2 separate regions of the Homo sapiens genome follow, and region 2 is linked to region 1. The links are chromatin loops, found by intact Hi-C in ENCODE. Cell type or tissue: mammary epithelial cell. All regions are shown on one strand. Region 1 holds the start of LOC105369932 (a long non-coding RNA gene). Region 2 has its middle 130 kb from the start of TRD-GTC1-1.

Region 1 (2,500 bases):
GAGTTGCTTTATGGACTTCATAAAATATGGTCAGTACACACTATAAGGTATTTTTCTTTTAAACACTTCAGAATCAATACCTCTATAGTATCTCAAGGTTATTCAGGTTGTCTCCATTTCATGTATTCTAGAATGTCATTATTGACTTTGCACTTGACATTCTTCCCTGTGTCTGTTAGACTGGCCTTGGCAGCAAAGAAAGGCCATATGGTGCCCATCCATATGGATAGGCTGGCTGGATTTTAGAATCTTATTCCCTACTGATGTTCCTGTTGTGTGAACAGAATAACTTCTATTTAAGAGTAAAACATGTGGGATTCCAGCCTTGCATATTGTATCAGTTAGAAAATGTGCTCAATTGTGAGGAGCAGAGACCTGAAAACAGGGCTTAAACACACTAGATGTGGTACAGGGGCTCTGCAACCTCATTGTAGACTTTCCATCCCTCTTCTCTGACATCTTTGAGTTGTGACTCCTTTCCTCAAGGCTGCCTCATACATATAAAGTGGCTACTAGAACTCCAAACGGCATTTTCTCATTCCTAGTAGGAAGAAGGGAAAACACAAGGAACAAAAGGAGCATGCCAGCTGAGTCATTGCCTATTTTTAAGGAGCATTACCAGAAGACACACCCAACAACTTATGTTTGCATCTCATTGGCTAGGATTTAGTCTTATGCACCTCTCATCTTCTAGGAATCCTGGGAAATCTAGTATATTTTAGGTAAGCAAACTACTTCTCCAATAAAATCAACATTCTATATAAGAAAAAAGGTGATAGTCAATATTGAGTAGGTATCTCTCAGTATCTTCTCCAGATAAATACTTAATTTCTGCAATAGAGGAATCAAAAAATTATGAGCTATTGTCGTAGCTCACTAATGATTTTCTAGTTACTTTTGCACAAACCTGGAAATTAAAATCTTTCTATTAATTCTCCAAGTGGTGATTTAGAGAAATTATTTTCTATTAAAGAAATCTTCTTTTTTAGGAAAAGAAGATTTGGTGTCTACACTGCTAGTACTCCAGTTCAGCTTTCGCTGACCATGACTCTATTTGGCTAACTGCACAGGTAATCTCAATTGTTCCTCACTAGGCTGGGTGCGGTGGCTCACGCCCATAATCCCAGCACTTTGGGAGGCTAAGGCGGGTGGATCACTTGAGGTCAGGAGTTTGAGACCAGCCTGGCCAACATGATGAAACCCATCTCTACTAAAAATACAAAAATTAGTTGGGCCTGGTGGCACATGCCTGTAATCCCAGCTACTCGGGAGGCTGAGGCATGAGAATCATTTGAACCCAGGAGGTGGAGGTTGCAGTGAGCAGAGATTGTGCCACTGCACTCCAGCCTGGATGACAGACCAAGACTCAGTCTAAAAAAATTTAAAAATTAAAAAAAAAAATCCTCATTGAGCTCTGTAGAAAGAAATACCTCTCAGAACTTCATCATTAGAATCATCACTGCTACAGCAATGCTCCACAATCAAAAGCCCCTTGTGTGACCCAGAAGCTTGCCTGCCTCTTACCCCTACACAATACATGGTATAGAATTCATATTAGGGGAGTCATATATGTTTTGCATGTAGAAAACTCTCTAAGAATACTTTAAGAACTCACTGATTCTTTCAGGTCACCAGGGAACGATTTTGGTAATTTCACCCTAGCTAACAACTTCTGTGAGTACCATTTCAAGGACTAATTTACTAAATGGTCCCTCTGTTGCCTGAAAGAGTTACAAAGTTTCACAAAGTGTCTGACTTACTCGCATGCAGTAGCCCATGTACTAAGAAGATCTGGCTTCAAAAACACATTATAGGATTCCTGTGGTTGCTAGTTATTTTCTAATACTACTTGAGGAATGGGAAAGTATGCAAGTCAACAACTTGTTCAAATGACCAAGTGCATAGTCACTTGAGACAAAGCAATGAAAAACACATTCATGCACACACACTCCCACATTTTTCCTCTCTTCCAAGTTCAATGCTTTCCTTTTGTTCTCTAAGCAAAATAGACCCCACACCCACACAGAGAAAGGTAAGCCTTCGATTTTTGGTCTGACTTTTTTTCCTCCTTCATGGAGATGGCTCTATGGGGCTTTCAACTTGTCAGATATAATCTATTCTGGCCACACAGTCTTGAGAGAACGACAGCCACAGAATCTGTGGTGTCAGATGAAAATGTTGTAGAATGCAAGTGCAAAGCATTGCAGAGGTGATGAACATGAGGTTCTCCCTCCCTGAGAAGGAATGAACAAGATCCGGACCTGGAAGAGCAGTTGCAAAAAATGACAGGGGCCTCTGTGGACAGAGTGTAGCCCAGAGCCTCAGCTGGCCAAGTGGACAATTCCCAAAGGCTGCAAGTCCTCACATCTCTCTGTCATTCCCACTGAGACATTTTGAAAAGAAGGTCAAATAGCCCTTCATCAGGATATGCTGATTCAGACAGACAACTAAGCCGAGGTGGCTTTGGTGAACACACTATGGGATGAAATGAGTTCCCCTG
Region 2 (2,500 bases), 78 kb after region 1:
GATTAGTTTCCAAGGCTGGTTGCTGCAGATTGTGGGACAGAGTTCTGTTTTTGCATATTGATTTTCTCCTCAGGGAAACACATTTTAGGAAAATCTAGTGTAGGGCGGAAGTCAATGTACCATGAGCAGGACCAGCTTCTCCTGCCACTTTCTAGTTGTGTGATTTGTGCCAAGTTGCTAGACTTCTTTCACCCTCAGTTTCCTCATCTGTAAAATTGAGATACTGCATAAGAGTTTGATGAGGATTAAATAAACCAATATACATAAAGTCCTTAGCATAGTGCCTAGAACATGGAAAGTAGCAAATTAATGTCATCTGCTGTTAATGTAATCTTACTAATATCTTTTTTTACCTGACTTAATCCAGGAACTTAACCAGAGAAAGGGGATAAAATTCCAAGGGATAGCATTTCAGGGAAAATCCACTGGAGAGGTTTCATAGGCCATGAAGCATATATTGAGTGCTCTGTGTGATAATAAAAAGACTAATTGGGAAAAGTCTGTATATACCTCACCCCAAGAGAAGGATACCATCAGAGAGTTGCCTTTAAATATTTAATATCTTATGTTTGATTGATAAATAATATGCCTGAGAATAAATTTACTCCAGAGACAGTTACATGGCAGCATTGTAAAAAAAAAAAAAAAAAAAAAGTATAGTAGAGGTTAAAACAGTCTGCAAACTTTTGAGAAGAGACAACAAAAGAATGCATGATAATAAAAATCTCATGACATCTTCAGAGATAAGCACTATAATTATGCCTGTTTTACACACAAGAAAACTGAAGCAGGGAGGGCTCAGTAACGTGATAGTCATAGTCAAGATTCAAGGAGAACGCTTAGCAGCTAAGTAGGAAGTTGCAGCAAAAAAAAAAAAAAAAAAAGGTTGGGGGAGGGTCTGGGTGATTCTCTTAAGAACACACCACAGAGAGATGATGCTTAAGTACAAATGGACCGAGAGAATGGGACAAAAAGTGTATAATCACTAAGTTCCCCATTCAAACTTTCTCCATATTATAAAACACTGGCATCTTCCATTTTAGCACATAGGGAATTATTGTATTTCATTTTTCGCCTGCATTTGGCATGAAGTTTCTCTGACATGTTATTCACTCCCTAATGGAAGAAGATGCCTGAAAGAAGCAAGTTATTCTGTTTTCAACAGGACCAAACCTGCAGCCTTGGCCCCCAAGGCTCTAAGGACATCGTGTAAGTGGCCAACTGTAGGGCAGGCTTTGGTTCAAAGAGCCTAAGTCAGTAAGAAAGGAAGAGGAGCACCCCCTAAAATTGTTTGGTTGATTTAACAAAGCAGTTTGTACCTTCTGAAATGTACAAGTTGCTAAGAAATTGCATTGTTTTCCTCTTTTTGTAGAGTACATTCTTAATGTGGTATTTTGGTTTGTGTTTTATGATAGGTGCTATAGTTTCAGGGTTTGAATATGGGTTTCATTAATCCCATAATTTGTGCCTCCACTGGAAGGAACTGAATATTCTAGACTTGGTGCATAGTGCCCTCTTCTGGATGAAGTGAAATCTCCTTTCCTAATATGCAAACCTGGAGATAACGAAATGGATGCTAAAAGACAAGGGAAGGCTCCAGAGGCACATGGGTGGGAACTGCTGTCTCCCCTGGGAATACAGAAAGAGTTTGCCCATCCCCAATGTGGTCTGCAAGACCCAGGCTCAGTCCTATCCTAGTGAAGGATGAGAGAGTGCAAGATGTCTGTGACTTATAAGGAAAAACAAAAAACAAAAACAGGCAAGGGAGGATATGGTCACTGTCTGGATTCAGAAATCTAACCAGAAATCTAAACACCTGAGAATGAGTTGGATGGCTGAAACTAATCTCACCAGAACAGTTCAGGGACCCAAACAGAACTTTGGTGGTCTGAAGAAAAGAAATGTCACGGCCGGGCACAGTGGCTCACACCTATAATCTCAGCACTTTGGGAGGCCGAAGCGAGTGGATCACCTGAGGTCAGGAGTTTGAGACCAGTCTGGGCAACTTGGTGAAACCCTGTCTCTACTAAAAATACAAAAATCAGCCGGCCATGGTGGAACGTGCCTGTAATCCCAGCTACTCCAGAGGCTGAAGCAGGAGAATTGCTTAGAACCCAGGAGGCAGAGGTTGCAGTGAACCAAGATCGCGCCACTGCACTCCAGCCTGAGCGACAGAGCGAGACTCTGTCAAAAGAAGTCACATACTTACTATTTAGAATGACTCCTGGAAATTTGATCCTGTTCATCTCCTAAATTTGTTTAGTTCCGATCACAGCAACTGAGTTGTAAAACATGTAGACTGCAGTTAATGGATGCTTTTTGAAGAAGTGCTAATCTAGAAATACCAGACTTTTCTAAAAAGAATAGGAAAGGAATGTGTCTTCAATGGTGCTGTCCACCAATGTTTCTGGTTCTCCTCCTTCTGGGCACAAATGAGCACTGCACTTTCTGTACCTCCATGAAGTTAGATGTGGCCCTGTGGCTTGCTGTGGCCAATAAA

The links. A loop is a pair of places that touch in the nucleus more often than their neighbours do. Peaks named below come from ENCODE experiments on the same cell type or tissue, not always from the same donor. Only the 100,000 strongest peaks of a DNase experiment are listed, where the experiment ranks them.
Region 2: it touches region 1 in a loop (2.1-fold over the local background); 2 of 110 quality-filtered maps call a loop at or near these places.

What each region holds. Positions count from the first base shown.
Region 1 is chr12:98,294,043-98,296,542 of GRCh38, forward strand. It overlaps LOC105369932 (a long non-coding RNA gene), which reads left to right and starts at 999. Exons shown (of 3, transcript XR_002957448.1): 1 at 999-1,070. In mammary epithelial cell, no CTCF peak of the experiment used is centred here; no DNase peak of the experiment used is centred here.
Region 2 is chr12:98,371,644-98,374,143 of GRCh38, forward strand. No RefSeq gene overlaps it. Among named protein-coding and RNA genes, the nearest start is that of TRD-GTC1-1, 130 kb to the right of the region's middle. In mammary epithelial cell, CTCF peaks have their summits at 1,518 (motif pointing left) and 2,426; no DNase peak of the experiment used is centred here.